2 separate regions of the Homo sapiens genome follow, and region 2 is linked to region 1. Evidence: read pairs that join two places in POLR2A ChIA-PET (ENCODE). Cell type or tissue: MCF 10A. All regions are shown on one strand. Each heading gives the region's core, and the rest is flanking DNA. Links, peaks and the distances in the headings are about the cores only.

Region 1 (8,350 bases), core at 3,351-8,350:
GCTATTATTTTGGAAATCTGAAAATTAATCCTTCTTAATTTTTTTTCTTAAGCTTCCAGAATAAAGGTTTGCATTCCGAGCCAAGAGTTTAATATGACTGCTCTCCATTCCATCCCTCAACTCCTTCTGGAAATACAAAGTCCCATGTGGCTTTTCCTGGAAATAGCTAGAAAAATAAACACTTGAACACCTGTAGAGTCAAGGTAAAGGAGAGAGTAAAAAGATAGAAGCACAGGTGGAAAAGGAAGTATTCTAAACATCTGCAAATCCCTTACATTTCTATTTACATGGACAAGCCCAGCTAACATCACATCCAATCTTAATATAAGTTTTTCTAATTTTTTTATTGACAAATAAAAAGCTTTGCCAAGAAACTAATCATTTCTTCCTTAAATATTACATTTTGAAGCATCAATACATATTTTTCCCTTTGAAACAAACTACTGTTAAATATATAATATACACATTCATATAATTTTTCATGTATATAATATATATCTTTATATATCTTTCATCTAAAAAGATTTTTCTCCTAAAAAAGCATTGTATTAGTTGAATTTTTTTTGAAACCTAATGATAGTACTAAAAAACTTGAGATTAAAAGAGTTCTATGACAAATCCTTTTATGCAGCAAAATAACTGGGCAGGGAGACTGCAATAAAATCCTAGTTTGTATCTGTTATATATTTGCATTTTTACAGTTTAGGCACTTACCTATATGGCTGCCTCTGCCTCCAGTCTGCTATGATCAGAGCCCCTTGCACCTACTTTGATTTTTTAATTGGATTATTTATAGAATCCTTGGATACAGAAATAGAAGAAGGGATGAAAAGCATGACTAACTTAAGCTGTTTCTGGAAGCAGACTTCCTGGGCTAAACCTCCTAGTTGGTCATTTTTTACTGAGTAATAAAGTTTTTCTACAGTCTTAAATTTTTCATTTTTATTTTGTTATATTTCCCAAAATTTTACCAAATCATTTGATTTAGTAAGCATTTTTATTTGAAGAAAAGGAAAAATAGATATCTTTTATATGTATCATATGTATTTTTTATATATAAATGTGTATGTGTATATAAGCATAAAATGTATGTGTTAGAAGGCTATCAGTCATTCCTACCTTATTGTGAAGTAGTTTCCTCACATCACTTTTGTGCTAGATTCTAGTTGCGATCAACTACTTTCAGAGAATTAAGATGTTTATTGGGAGGAGAAAGGAAAAAATACATAATTTTAGAAATCAGAATACTGTGTAGAAGCAAATATCTACTCAGGGACTTAGGGCAGCACAAGGGCACTGAAGATAAAATAGGATTAGCGAAGAGCATGAGATCTGGCAGAGAGGGACAGGACAGGGAAAGTGTCCTCCACCTGCTTTTCAAAAGTGTACTTAGGCCCAGCCCTGTACAGAAAAGGAAAATAAAGATTCTTTTTTTTTTCTTTTGCTTACCCTTTCCTTCTGTATCATGGAGGGCCTATGACTCAGGCTGGTTGTTTATTAATATTATAAATTAAATAGCCTTTTTTGTGCTCATCTGGAACCAGTTGTCATTTATAACATTTTTTCTTTAGGAAAATACAATACCTATCGCATAAGCACATAATACATGTTTCTGTGGGTTATGATTAGAGGGCTGCCTGGATGGATGGGAGGTAGGAAATGCATACAGTCTCCAAACAACCAATATAAAAATTAGTTTTTGTGTCACAGCCATTAATGAGTCACCAAATATATTTTTTGGCATGAAGTGGGGTACAGGCACAGTGAGATGTCCAGGTACAGCTTTGAATATTAATCTTTGTTTATACTTTTGCTGGTACTGCCACTGTCCTATCAGTTGAAGCATAAATCACCGTATTTTGATTGCTCAAGTTTCTTTTTTTTTTCCTACACTGGCTTTTGGTTCATTGTTTTGAACTTACATTGTTAGTTTTTTATTTTTATTTTTATTTTTTTGAAACAGAGTCTTGCTCTGTCGCCTAGGCTGGAGTGCAGTGGCACGATCTCGGCTCACTGTAACTTCCGCCTCCCAGGTTCAAGCAGTTCTCCTGTCTCAGCCTCCTGAGTAGCTGGGATTACAGATGCCCACCACCACGCCTGGCTAATTTTTGTATTTTTAGTAGAGGTGGGGTTTCATCATGTTGGCCAGGTTGGTCTTGAACTCCTGACCTCAAGTGATCCACCTGCCTCGGCCTCCCAAAGTGCTTTGATTACAGGAGTGAGCCACCGTGCCTGGCCTAGTTTTTTATTTCTTATCTGTTTCTTGCTTGCTTTGTTCATCTCACTCCCATGAAGCCTCTGAAGTTCTATATAATCAGCACATTTTTAAGGCAAATTCCTTTACATATTTTAATTGCAAATTGTGTTGGGGAATTCTCTCCCAGAAACTAGAGGATTTCTTTGTGGGGATTGTTCTGTAGGCGGCTGTAATTATCAGTAGCTTTGTCCCATGCAAATTCCATTTATATCTTAGCACAAAGTAGTGGCCATTGTCTGCAGAGTAACTGGCTTCAGTCTTCTACGTCTAATGAGTAGGAAGGAAATAAAATCCTGGTGAAAAAATTCACAGATAAATTTTTTTTCAAGAAACTCTCTTAATTTTTTAACCCATTTCAGCCTCTGTTTGTATTGCTTTTTTCTTATTTTCCTCTCTATTTTGTTTTTCATGTATCATCTACTTCGTACAAACAGTAGACTTTATATATATGAGTTGTTCAGATTTATCATGTACTCTAATCTTAGAAATTTGAATTTGAAGAGACCTTTTAAAATAGATAATTGACAAGCCTGTTAATATGATGCTGCAGTTTTCACATTTAGATTTGTTGAACTGTCTCTTAACCAACCTCTTCAAGAACTCCCAAAGTTTGTGGATTAATTTATTCGGCCCTTTCTTTGGTGTTGATAGCAGAAGGGTTATTCATTTATGGGAATCCGACTATTTCACACTATGAAGCTGAAACCAATTGGTCTTGTTTATGTCTAGTAAATACTAGCAAGGAACGAGGAACTGGCCTCAGCATAGCCAGGCTATGATTAATTGTAGTATCAGTGAAACTGCTGCATCAGGCTCTTTTGCCCTAAAGCGTTACTGTTTTTCCAGGGAAACCCTATACAGCTTTATCTCAAAGGGAAGATATTCCTAATGGGAATTCCTGCTCCTTTTTCTTTTTGTCTTTTTCATTATCTTTGATGATCATGTTGAAAGTCAGTGGATATAAATTCTCTTTCTAAGGCCATTCCTAAGCAAGATGGAATCTGAACCACTTACTAACCTCCTCCCTCAATTTTTTGGACTATAAACTAGAGATATTTTTTGCTATTTATCCAGCTTATAAGGAGATGGAACAATCATTGAAAAGAAGCCTTTGGTGCCCTTCCAAAGGATTAGGGGAAAAACATAGAATATTCTCTAAGTAATAAATTATATTTTAGTAATGAATTCTAAAGATAATCCAGAATAATAAATGAATAATATTTTATTGAGCATCTGTTGTGTATTTAACTAGTCAGTATCATTTAAAAGAACTGTATGATATGATGCCCATTAGATTGACTAATTGGAAAATAAGAGCAACGCTTATAAGACCAAGAATATATAAAAGATAGTATATAGTTTTTTCATTTGAAGAACATACTACAACAAAAAAATTCATGAAACAAAAATCACCTCTGTTTCCTTTCAATCTAGCACAATAACTATTTTTTATTTATTCTATATTTCTAGCCTTTTTACAATTTTGTGAAGGCTTTATCATTAATAGAAGGAATAGTTAGGATTGATCTATTTTGTCACTTTTATTTTTATTATTTTGACCACCTACTGTATGCCAAGCAAAGTGCTAGGATATATTAGGAAGTGGCTGAAAATAAGATTTGACCAACAAAATAGTAGAAATTTCTAGAAGTTCATTCACAATTGCTTAGTGTGTACGGGTCTATTTATATAAACTATGCACATCCATCCTCAGGCATGAAGCTATTTTTATTGATATATAACTATAATCTGTAAATCGACTAAACCAGATCTTTCTTCACACCTTTAAGAAATGTCCCTATGTTACTTTTGCATGTGTAAGTTTTAAAGTCTCTCCCAACCCATCTCTGATAGCCTTTTAGTCTCTGCAATCAGTTTTTTAATCTGGTCTTCCTCACTCTCCAGTTCATCAAAATACCCCTTCTTTTAAAATATTTATTTAGAGTTTAACTGAGTTCTATTTCAGAATGGTATAAAGATCCTTAAGATGTAATGGCTGTGATAGGGGAGAAAATGCCCTTCAATTATGAAATTATGGAATTCTGGTCCTTAAAATACAAATCCCTCTATTTAATTATAAAAGGCTAACTCACATGCCAAGTTTTGTACTCTCTCTTTAGCTTACTCTCTCTCTCTGAGGCAGGACAGAGGGGAAAAAAATTGTGTGTTTCCATCATTGTTTGTGGAGAAAGCACTAATGTTCAATAGCCTAATATAAATTGTAATATCTAATGCTAGTTTTTGAAACATAAATATTGTAATGACTGACACCTAACCTCTCTGTAGCACTCTGAAGTTTCCAAAGAATTTTCAAATATATTGTCTTATCCTCACAGCTCCCTATGAGATGATCAAGATAGGTGGTGGTGACAGTGTTGGTATGTCTATTCAGTAGATTAGGAAAATAGACTACCCAGTATCCATCATTTTGATCCTGTATTCAAGAAATTTTCCAGTATAAGGACCCTTGAGTGATCTTAATCCATCATGAAGTCAGTGTTCTGTAAAGATAACCAGCATCACTTGTCCTTCTTTTTCTCTAAATCAATAATATGAAAACTAAATAGACTGGTGCAAAAGTAATTGCAGGTTTTGCCATTTAACCCACAATTACTTTTGCACCAACCTAGTATTTGCCATTCTGATATATAAATGGGCACTTTGTGAGTTTGTTTAGCACTAATCAGTTTTTTGGTTTCTGATTGTGTCTGGGCTAAACAGATATTTTGACCATCAGGTTATGCTTTCTTTCTCTTATTTAATCATCAAATAGACTTTTATGGCATAAAAGACTTTTATGGCAGAGGTCATTTATTAATTTCAGCAGGCAATTTGTTACCTACCAGTATTTGGACCACTGGGCAAATTAACAATTTTAAGGCTTTGACTTTCTTTAGAGGGAGAATAAGGATGCCTCTTGGATATGATATATGCAACTTTCTATTCAGAATAGTTTGCACTTATACAAATGTATATTCTCTTTCCCCACCCCTAGCCTTGGCATTAGTAAAATAATACTTAAAGCTAAGAGCATTTATTAGAAAACTGAGAGATCACAGTTAATGTCTTCCAAGAATAGCTGTTTGTGAAACATAGCACACGGGTGAGCTGTTAGGGGAAATGCTAATAACTGTTTCTGATGCAGGTTCAGTCACCTGTGGACTCTGCCACAATGTCCCCAGTAGAGAGGACAGCAGCCTGGGTTCTGAACAATGGGCAGTATGAAGAGGATGTGGAAGAAACTGAGCAAAATCTAGATGAAGCCAAGCATGCTGAGAAGGTAGAACCTAGTCTGCTTCATCAACTTTCTGATCCCAAAATGACAGGCCACTAAAAAGGTTATCTAGCTAAGAACATAAACTCATCCCACCCCCATCTTCACCTCTACCCCTTATGTTAATCATCCTATACATATCTATGTAAAATAGGTCAGTGGTGTGTGTGTGTGTGTGTGTGTGTGTGTGTGTGAATATACATGGAAAATGTTCATCTTGCTAGGGGGTGGCAGTTAGCTACTATTTTTTTTAATGTAGATGCCTTAATCTAGAGGACACTCTACTATTCATTTCTAGTCATTTTAGGTAAATATTTCATGTTTCTGTGTTTCCATAAACTTGTTGGTCTTCACCCAAGGACAAAATTACCCTAGGGCAAGACTTTTTGTTTATCTTGGTAACAATTAGGTTTTGGTTTTAGTTGTTTTTTTTTTTTTTTTTTTTTTTTTGCCTTTTCTGGATAAAGAATGTATAGCTCTATAAATGACTGTTAAAAGGATATTATCTATTGTTTAGATTTTGTTTTTTTGTTTTTTAAGGAAAAGTTGACAAGGGGTAAAAGGGTTATCAAACAAGAACCTTGTCATCATATATAGCATTATATTATTTAATTGACAACCAGACAATTAGCTTCTTTTTATCAGCATGATATTCCAGTGTACTCAAACCCCAGCCACAGCAACTACAGTACAGGAAAGGGCCATGTAACTAATTGAGTCACTGAATTTATGTAAAGCTCCTTAGAACACAAACATGTATGTTCCAGCAAGCAGTACAAAATTGGGCAGGTGAGTCATATTACAAAAATGGGCAAAGAAGCAATATTAATTGGCCCTAGAGAACATGTAGGCCTTTGTTTAGTGCTTGTGACTGGAATACTTTACACTTTTATAGTTGGGGAAAAAGCAGCAATAACCTCTGCCATGAAAGTCTTATTGATTCATGGGCTTAACATTATAGAAATGTTGCTTGTTCTCTGTAGGGCTGATTCTAGTAGAACAAAGGAATGGCAGTCTGATGAGCTAAGACACATCAGAGATCCTACAGTGCAGATGATGACACAGAATCTTTTTCTCTTATAGACAACTGACTTTTGGCTTATTTTAAGTGATTTGTCAGACTTTTAAGTACTTCATCTGGTTTTTTTTTCCCCCTTTCATTTGATACCATCACAGATTGGATGTGGCTTATAGCAATGGTAGCCTAGTGTAGAGAGAGATACATATATATGTAGAATTTGGAATGCCAAGTTAAGATTTAAAATGTAATTTTAGTAAGGAAGGCAATGCTCCATTAACATTTATGCCAGTTGATAATTATAAAGAATATTAAGAACAGTATAGGGAATGACAGCACAGCCAGCATCTAGCTACACTGCTTAGGGTTTCTTTTGTTAAAAAAAAGAAAAAAGAAAAAGAAAAAAAGAAAGAAAGAGAAAGAAAGAAAAGTAAATCACTGATTTCTAAAAGCAATGTGACTCTAGTTTTTGTCTCCTTGCCTCCTCTGCCCTAGTATGAACAAGAAATTACTAAACTGAAGGAGCGCCTGAGAGTTTCCAGCCGGCGACTGGAGGAATATGAACGCCGCTTGCTGGTGCAGGAGCAGCAGATGCAGAAGCTGCTGCTGGAATACAAGGCCCGACTGGAGGACAGCGAGGAGCGGCTCCGAAGACAGCAGGAAGAAAAAGATAGCCAGATGAAAAGCATCATCAGCAGGTTAGACATCACCTGGCAGCAGATGTGGGCTAGTTAGCAAGACAAAGAATTGAGATGATCCACAGAACCCTGAAGGAATGGCAGCAAAAGCCATTTTTATCCTTGTGGTACTGAGTACAAATGTGATAATTGACTGTATCTCTTAAAATATCCTAAATATGAGACCTTGGGCACTTCCTATGAAGATAATCTGTTTTTCTTTAACCATAACAATTAGAAAAAATTAAAACTTGGTGGTTTACTTGAGAAATCTTAGAGGAGAACTCGGTTTTAAAAATGTAAATATCCAATGCCCAAGACTAAATTAATCTTTCAAAATAAGTCCAGAAACATGGAAAGGAATTTTATGGAATATCTTTAGGGCCAGAGGACCTCTTTTGAGAGTGCTGCAGATGCCAAGGGAGAAAAAGGGAGGGTCAGTTTTACCAAACACTTGTATAGCACTCGACATGGGACACACACCTTTCTAAGCACTTTACACATAATAGTTTGTTTAATCTTTATCACAGCCTCCACCTACGCATTATTATTCTCATTTTACAAATAAACAGGCAACAAATTCATTAAGTCACTTGCCCAAGGTCACATAGTGATGCACCAGGATTTGAATCCCGGACTCCAGATTCCATGCTCATAACCTCTATGCCTCAATATTTGTAAAATGCTATGGACAGGTCAAGTAAACAGAACTGTTTGTTGTTTTAATAGTGTGGAGGTAATTGACAGTCTTACTGAGAGGTGTTTGGGTAGACTGGCAGAATTAAACATCAATGAGTTAAGATGTGAATGGCGGACAGAAAACAAGCTAAACATACTAGGTATAGAGTACTCATTGAGGAAACTTAGCTGTGCAAGGGAAGAGAAAGTGGGCCAGGTTTAGGGTAACTTGAGATTAAGAGAGGGTTGTTTGTTTTTTGTTGGTTGATTTGATATTTTAAGATGAAATAAGTTGTGCTCAGGAAGGAATCTGAGAGAGAAGAGGGAGGAAATGATTATGGGGTTACTATTCCAAGGGAGATGAAAATGTGTGGGATCCAGGCACAAGGAGAAAAATCAACCTTAGATGTCTTATTCCAAGGTAGTAGAGAAGAAAGAAAAGATGG
Region 2 (8,350 bases), core at 1,423-6,422, 73 kb after region 1:
GGAGATCTCACCACGTTGCCTTGGCCGGTCTCCAACCCCTTGTGAGCTCAAGTGATCCTCCCACCTCGGCCTCCCAAAGTGCTGTGATTATAGGTGTGAGCCCTTACACCCAGCCTGTTTGCATCTTTTAATGAGTACCCAAATTAACCTCTAATTGGTAAGTTCCCAGGCAGTGGGCTGGAGGGGAGTGACAATTTCAGACTGTGCTGAGGATGGAATTTGGAAGCAAATTAGAGTTAGGGGCTGGGATGGAAAGATCATTGGCAAGTTAGGGGGTTTGCAGATCAGGGGTAAATATCTCTAGCAGTTTTGAGTGACTTCAGTGTCATTCTGCATGTGTGCTTGGGTGAGGCCAGAGACAGAAGGTCAGTTCAGGGAAAAGGCTGGAAGCCAGAGAACTGCTGAGCTGGGAGAAAGGCCTCAAGGTAATGGGGCTGCAGCAGGCCTGACTCTCCAGGGGCCACCACCTGAGAGCCCTCCCCATGCAGCATGGTTCTCCAGCTGGTTCTCTAGCATTTTGCCCTGCAGAACAGATGCCCTTGCTGCCAAATTGCCCACACAGCAGTTCCCTGTGGTCAGGAGAGACTTGCTCAGAAAGTCCTGCCTCAGCGGCTGTGAGCTGGGCTCTGGGAGCCTGGGTCTTTCCTAAAGAGCCTGCTGTAGGAGGTGAGCAGAGCCTAACAGGCCCGGGGACACAGTTGTGCCAGGGCCATGCAAGGACAGATTCCCTTCCCACCGCAAGCCAGGTTTTGCCATGGCACTGCATGCTAAAGTCCTCCATTAGGATGAAACTTAGTCATCGCGCACATGGATCTCCTCCTCTGCCTCCCAGGGGATCCCAATTAAGAAGCCCCCCTGCTTGCTGTTCCTTTGAAAAGTTCTGCTGGCTGTGCAGGAAGCGGGGCAGGGGAGGAGGAGACCTGCCTGCTCACCAGGCCTTGGTGGGACCACAAGAGAATCTGGGTCCCTGTCCTGCAGAATGTAAAGCTGGGGTTGCCCTGCCTCGGCCATTGTGCCTTTGCTAACGCTGAGTTCTCCAGTGGAAGCATTCCTCGGATCACCTCTCAAGTCCTGGCCATCAAAATTAATCCAGAGTGACAGAAGTCAAAATAGGGTTACCTTTAGAGTGCAAGGATGACAGGGAGGATTCTAGAGTGCTGATGCCCTATTCCTGATCTCGTGGTGGGGATATGGGTGTGTACTATGTGTAAAAATTCATCAAACTGAATATGTCAAATGGTGATGCTGCTTTGGAAAACAGTTTGGCAGTTCCTCAAAAATGGAACATGGAGGCCGGGCGTGGTGGCTCACGCCTGTAATCCTAGAACTTTGGGAGGCCGAGGTGGGTGGATCACCTGAGGTTAGGAGTTCGAGACCAGCCTGGCCAACAGGGTGAAACCCCGTCTCTACTAAAAATACAAAAATTAGCCAGGCATGGTGGTGAGCACCTGTAATTCTAGTTACTTGGGAGGCTGAGGCAGGAGAATCACTGGAAACCGGGAGGTGGAGGCTGCAGTGAGCCGAGATCAAGCCACTGCACTCCAGCCTGGGCAACAATGCCAGACTCCATCTCAAAAAAAAAAAAAAAAAAAAAAAAGGAGGGGTAATCTATAGACTAAAACAGACTAAAAAGTTATATCAGCCAGTTTCAACATCTGCATCTCATTTGTACCCTGATTCAAATTCTTTTTTTTTTTTTAGACAGAGTTTCACTCTTGTTGCCCAGGCTGGAGTGCAATGGCGCCATCTCAGCTTACTGCAACCTCTGCCTTCCGCATTCAAGTGATTCTCCTGCCTCAGCCTCCCAAGTAACTGGGATTAGAGGCACTTACCACCACGCTCGGCTAATTTTTGTATTTTTAGTAGAGATGGGGTTTCACCCTGTTGGCCAGGCTGGTCTCGAACTCCTGGCCTCAGGTGATCCACCTGCCTTGGCCTCACAAAGTGCTGGGATTACAGGCATGAGCCACTGTGCCTGGCTCAAATTCTTTTTAATAATTCACACAGGACAGTTTTAAGACAATTGGGAAATTTAAATTCTAGGAATTATTGCTAGTTTTGCTGTGCAGTAGAATGGTGGTTATGATACCCAAGAAGTTCTTTTCGAGTGATCTGCTAAAACATTCACAGATAAAATAGTATGATATCTGGTATTTGACTGAAAATAATAGAAGATGGAGTGAACTGATGGGTGTGGGGATGGGGCTGGGTTAAGCCATTGCTGGGGCAGGAGAGTGGGTAGGTTTGTAGTAGTTCATGATACTATCCTGTCTACTTTTGTGTATGTTCGAGTCTCCAAAGTTAATAAAGCTAAAACAAAGATATATATAGATCAAAAAATATATATGATGTATAACAAAGTATTTCTCCAGAGAAACAAATATAAACAAAATGGAACAGATTGAGAATCCATAATTATGTAAGAACAAGATCTTTCTCATCTCAGCCAGTTTTTCCATAACTAGGTTTTTTGGCAATGTGTGTTTCACAAGCTGGGACTCTCAACTCCTAATCCAGAAAATTAAGCAGAAACTTACAGATTACTAAAACCCAAGGAGAAAGAGTTGGATGCAGAAAAATTTATGGAAGATTCTGGGTCAGAAATGAGCAAGTGTTCACACCAGAAGGTCCTCTACTGAAGGCATGAGCCAGGCTGCAGACGTGCTGGTGACTGAATTGGATATGAAAATAGCATATCTGTCTGGCATCCTCCTTCCTCACAGAATTGGATGGCAGATCCCTGGTTCTCAGGACCATTGAACATTAAAACCACCTGGGGGCTGGGCACAGTGGCGCACACCTGTGATCCCAGCACCTTGGGAGGCCGAGGCGGGTGGATCGCTTCAACTCAGGAGTTTGAGACCAGCCTGGGCAAGATGGGGAAACTCCATCTCTACAAAACAAACAAACAAACAAACAAACAAACAAACATCCCACCTGAGGAGCTCTGAAAACATACAGATGCCCAGGCCCATCCTGGACCAATTAGATTGAGATCTCTGCAGGAGGGAGGCCTGGGGTTTCAGTGGTTTCAAATGCTCCTCGGGTGATTCTAACCTGCAGCCAGAGTTGAGACTTGTGGTGTTAGGACAGGCAAGATTGGGATTTAAGCTGGTGTGCCCATATTTAAAAACAGCTGGGTGAACGAGCTGGGAAATGGTGGCAGCCATGGCTGCCAACTCAATGACAAATTGAGTTGATAGGTGAGACACTGGGTGTCACCTTTAATCTGTTTGCTGTGAGTCACCTGAGGTCATTTGGAGCCACTGTGTCCAACCTGAGTCACTTCTCTCTGGGACTCTGGGGTGTGGCTAAGATCCTAGTAGGCCGAAGGTTGGCTGCTTTGGACTGAGCTGTGGGCTTCTATGCTGCAGGCTTTGGCAAGCGCATATCAAGTACAAGCGTAAACAGCTGGTCAGCAGAAGACACAGTCTGGATAAAGCTGGGGAGGGAAGAGTTGTGGAGTGCACGAAGATTGGCCTCCTGCTTCATGCTGGGCTGTGAGTCAACCCAAAGTAACACTCAGCAGCTGAACAGGCAGTGCCAAGCCCAGATTCCATCTCCACAGCAATGAGATTCCTCCCCCAGCATCCGTGTCTAGCGCTGAATAGTGTGACTTTCATCCCTGCCACAGCAGAAAGTCAAACTGGCTAATTGGCAGGGAACAGAGAGATTTAAAGCAAACGCGTCAGGAGCCACTGATCCCCGACGACTGTGGGGAGGGGAGACACGTAGTTTCTAAGCAATCGCGACACGTTATGGGAAACTGTGATTCAAGTTTCCCAAATTCTATTCTCAGGTATTAGCTGTGGCACAGAGCAAGGCCCCCTTCCCTGCAACTTCCTTGCCACTCAGGTCGGTGGGAGGGACAGCTCGAAGCTAGGATGAGTGTTGCTTAACCTTTTGCCTGTCCAACAGGAGCCAATCACTTCCAGGACATCTTGATCCAGAGGGAAGGCACCTGCCCCCAACACGGGGTTTGTGGCTGAGCTGGCCTTGCGTCATGCCCGCCTGCTCCAGGTGTGACTTGCACTTTGACCTTCTCTTTGCCTGAGCCCCACCAGTTTACCTGTTCTGACCACTGACCAGCTCAGCACTGCTCACAGTGCCCCAGCATTGGGGTCCCTCTTGCTTGGCCTCTTTCAGAAACTTCCCTTCTCAGGCGGCCTTTTCAGGTGTGGCCTGGGACCTCTGCCTCTCTGCCTCTGGCCCCAGAGGTCCCGGCCTCACTTATCTGCTGCCAGAAAATGAGAAGGCAAGGCTCTGTAACCAATCAATCGGCCAGCCGGCCAAGGAAATATTGAAGACTCATAAAGAGCTTTGAGAGAGACGTATTTGGGAAGCGCTATCTGTAGGAGGCGGAGTGCTCTGGGTGTGAGGGGGAGATGCAGGGGCTATGGACTCAGGACTGATTCTTGAAGGAGGTGGGGCTAGGATGAGGTGAGAAGGATGAGCATATTAATTTGGTGGTGAGAAGAGGTGGGACAGGGTGGCTGAGTGTGTGGGGACCAGAGAAGAGGCAGGAGTGAGTGCGTGCTGAGAACACTCGTGGGTGGGGTGATACCCCCAAATACTTAACCATGGGCCCTGACCCACCAGAATCTGTGCCAGGTAGGACCCTTAGCTGCTAGGTTGTGGGGACACCTGGCCAGTCCTGGGAAAGGACCAGGAGAATGATGGGCAGGTGGCCACTGGGTCGGAGGTGGGGGCAGCTCAGGGCAGCAGCTGTTTACCAACCAGTATGGAAGTGGTTCAATATTTTATTAACTATAAAGGACCCTAAAGAGTGTGCAGTAACAGAATCCTCACCATGCCCGTGGGATGGGGCAGCGACATGGCCGCAACACCCCACCATGAGATGTGAGCTCAGCACTCAGACACTCTGAGGGGATGAGCTGTGTACTTGTCTGCAGGAGGACACAGTCATGAGTCAGAAGCTGCTGTTTTCCTTCCTTGGAAAGGAAGGTACGTTCCAGCATAGTGCAGGGGGCCCCTCAGGCCACCCCAGGCTTAGGGGAAGCTGAGCTGCCTCTATCCTTGCCCAGCCATTCCCAGCTTCCCCCTCTGCAGCCCTGGCCCCACCTGGGCGTGGCTCCCACAGCGGTGTGGGATAGAGAGGCTCTCAGGCTCCCCTGTGAGTCTGACTCCAATTCCTGTTGGTCTTGTAAAGTCAGAAGAAATCCCAGTGATGACAAGAGTATAAAACAAGACTTGTCAAACTTCATTTTGAGCCAGGAAAATCACAGGATTGTCATCGGGACAGGGGTTGTTGTTGTGACCTCTGTAGTTGGTCTGGCTGCTGCATAGTCGCTCTCGCTGAAAGCCACAAGACTTTGCTGGAAGGAAAGCCTTCCTCCCTCGATATGGAGGGCTCCGAGCTTCACAGGCAACCGCAAGGATCTGGCATGTGTCACACAGCAATGCTTCGACAGGCCAGGAATCCCACCTTCAGGGACCCCCAACAGAAGAAGAATCCCAAGTGCTGACACTGTAGAGCAGACGTCAGCTGCAAGCTCAGCACAGCCACTGCAGTGAGAGGTCTTGGTGGAAGCGACAGAGCTGACCTGGCTGACTCGTGCAGGCAATGGACATGGGGAAATATGTGCAGAACTTATCAGTCGGAAGGCTGGAGAACCGCATGGGGAAAATGGGCAGGTATCAAGGCGGCTGGCAGCAGGAGATGCAGGCGAGGCCAAGCTGTGGCCAGGCTGTGGTGAGGATACCGTGGCCGGGACTGCTGCCACAGGACACAGGATGCTACTCTCACAGATGGTCTCCTGGCCTAGCTGCCATGGCCAAAAATAAGTTCTCTTCTGTTCCTGCACCCTAGCCTTCAAAGCCCCACTGGGCTGGGCAGGATAGGAAGGCTGTGACCTCTGCAGGGGTGGGGGACAAGAGGGACACCTGGTTCCTTCCATTCCTTCCATTTCCAGAGGGGCTGATGGATTCCTGCCAAGAGTCACCGGGGAATCCTCCCAAATAGAATGGATGCTGGAAGCTGGACCGCCAAAACAAACAGAACAATAGCAACAAATGCCCATTATATATTGGGGAAGCAATTGTGTCGATGGAAACAATAGAACGAGCTAGTTTTGTCTTTAAACCTAGGAAATAAGGCCAGGCATGGTGGCTCATGCCTGTAATCCCAGCACTATAGGGGGCTGAGGAGGGTGGATCACTTGAGGTCAGGAGTTCGAGACCAGGCTGGCCAACATGGTGAAACCCGGTCTCCACTAAAAATACAAAAATTAGCCAGGTGTGGTGGTGCACACCTGTAATCCCAGCTACTCAGAAGGCTGAGGCAGGAGAATCGCTTGAACCCGGGAGGCAGAGGTTGCAGTGAGTTGAGATCACGCCATTGCATTCCAGCCTGGGCGACAGAGAAAGAGTCCATCTCAAAACGAAAACAAAAACAAAAAACACCAAAAAAACAAATAAATCTAGGAAATAGATGAATAACATCACCTCCCAGGTGAATAAGAGAGCAAAAGACTCTGTGGGTTCATCCTCTCATTCCTCAGGGGAACCATTTCCAAATGAGACATGTACACAGGCAATACCTGCAGGGCGAGCTGCATTCTACATAGACATTCAAAACCGTCTCAATTCAAAACCGTCTCGATTCAGAGGAGTGCAGCTCCTATCTCATGCAGACAGAGAGGGTGGGGTGACTGCATCAGAGGTCTGGTCAGGACTTGAGAGATACAGTGAAATTTGATTGTGGCTGGTGGATGAAGTAAGGTTTGATAGAAATAGAATGGCCCATGCATGTCCTCTGGGGACCCACGGACACCCTGAAATTGTATGCAAAATGTTGCGTGTGTGTTCATGTACTTTTTCTGGAACAAGGTGACAGCCTTTATTGAATCCTCAAACAAAAACAAGCACTGCTCTAGAATAATATTTCCTAAACACACTCATCACCCGACACCCCAAGGCTTGACAGGATGCTCTAAAGTATCCATTTCTGTCCTCATCCGTTCACATGCAGCATTTAATCCCACTTCCCAGCCTTCTGCCCTCTTCTCCTGTCTCCTCTCCATGCTTAACACGCCAGCCCCAGATGCTCCTCCTTGCCACCCAGGGCCTGAGTCATACATCCATCTGCTGAGCTAAATATCTCTACTTGGATGTTTAAAAGGCACCTCAGCCTGAATTCATTCCAACTAGAACTCTTGATTCACACCCCCACGGAAAAACCCCATTCCTCCCCCGGGCTCATCTAGCTCAGTTCACGGCATTTCTCTTTCTGTAAAGCCGGGGAAGTGTGCAGTGGTGAAGTGCTGGGTCCAAATTCCAGCTTTTCCATTTGCTAATGGTGGGACTTTATGCAAACTGATTCAACTCTCTGGGCCTCGATTGCCTCTTCTGTAAAATGTGGGAAGAACTAATTCCTAATTCATAGGAGTGTTATGAAATCTAGACAGGTTAAACTATGTGAAGGGTTTAGAGGAGCGCCTGGCTAACCGTATTAGCCACTGTCATTCTTTTTCTTCCAGTTGCTCAGGACAAATCCTAAGAATGATGCTTATTTCTCTCTTTCCCTCATGCACCACACCCAAGCTCATCAGCAATTCCTGTCCATTCCACCTTCAGATACAGATCACAAATCTGACCTCCTCTCCCCATCTCTGTTGCTACCCTACTCGCCTGGGCCGCATGGTCACTTGTGGTGGTCTCCTAACTGCTCCCCTTGTGTCTACCATGGCCATCATCCCCACACCAGCTCTCCAGGTGGCAGCCAGAGTGATCTTACAAAACCGTAGGTCAGGTCATTGCCCCCTGTCAGACTCAAGCCCATCACAGCCCTTGCTATGCTGACAGGCCCATCCCACCCCAGCCCGCTCCCCCCACCACCTGCCCCCCTCCGCCACCTCACCTGTGCCTTCTGCACGCCTCTCCCACCACTCCCCCTCCCTCCCTTTACTCTGGCCACTCTGAATGTCACTGGTCCTCCTTGAGCCCTCCTGAGCCCTCTGCCCAGAGTAATGCCAGAGTGGAGGCCACAGCTGAAGGCAGAGGCTGTTGGCCTGGGGTGGAGAGGGGAGATTCCTCTGGGTGGAAGGTGACATTGGGCAGCCTTGGATGAAGTGAATACCTGGTGTGGGGAAGCAAAAATAAATAGAGAAACAAACGGATTAATTTTGCTTCTTTCCAGGGACTTGATTTTCTACAAGTGCTGCTCCAAGAGGCTTCTACACCCCCGCAGGGAGGCAAGCACCGTTTTGAGGTGGCCGGGCTGGCGAGGAGGTGCAGACCCCAGCCAGCTGGAGGGGCTCTGCCCTGATGGCGTTCCCACTCCCACCTCATTCGCAGGGCGCCGGGGAGGGCTGCAGGTGTTCTATTCCCA

The links. Peaks named below come from ENCODE experiments on the same cell type or tissue, not always from the same donor. Only the 100,000 strongest peaks of a DNase experiment are listed, where the experiment ranks them.
Region 2: POLR2A ChIA-PET joins it to region 1 with 6 read pairs; 1 of 35 experiments calls an interaction of 5 or more read pairs at or near these places.

Annotation. Positions count from the first base shown.
Region 1 is chr1:178,458,876-178,467,225 of GRCh38, forward strand. RASAL2 (RAS protein activator like 2) reads left to right here. Exons shown (of 18, transcript NM_170692.4): 15 at 5,403-5,537; 16 at 7,045-7,247. Among named protein-coding and RNA genes, the nearest start is that of CLEC20A, 34 kb to the right of the region's middle. In MCF 10A, for the core only: no CTCF peak of the experiment used is centred there; a DNase peak (open chromatin) is centred at 6,306.
Region 2 is chr1:178,533,729-178,542,078 of GRCh38, forward strand. It overlaps LOC124904460 (a long non-coding RNA gene), which reads right to left. Exons shown (of 2, transcript XR_007066748.1): 1 at 8,306-8,350; 2 at 6,835-8,098. Among named protein-coding and RNA genes, the nearest start is that of C1orf220, 4.9 kb to the right of the region's middle. RefSeq lists an enhancer at 2,661-3,860. In MCF 10A, for the core only: no CTCF peak of the experiment used is centred there; a DNase peak (open chromatin) is centred at 3,433.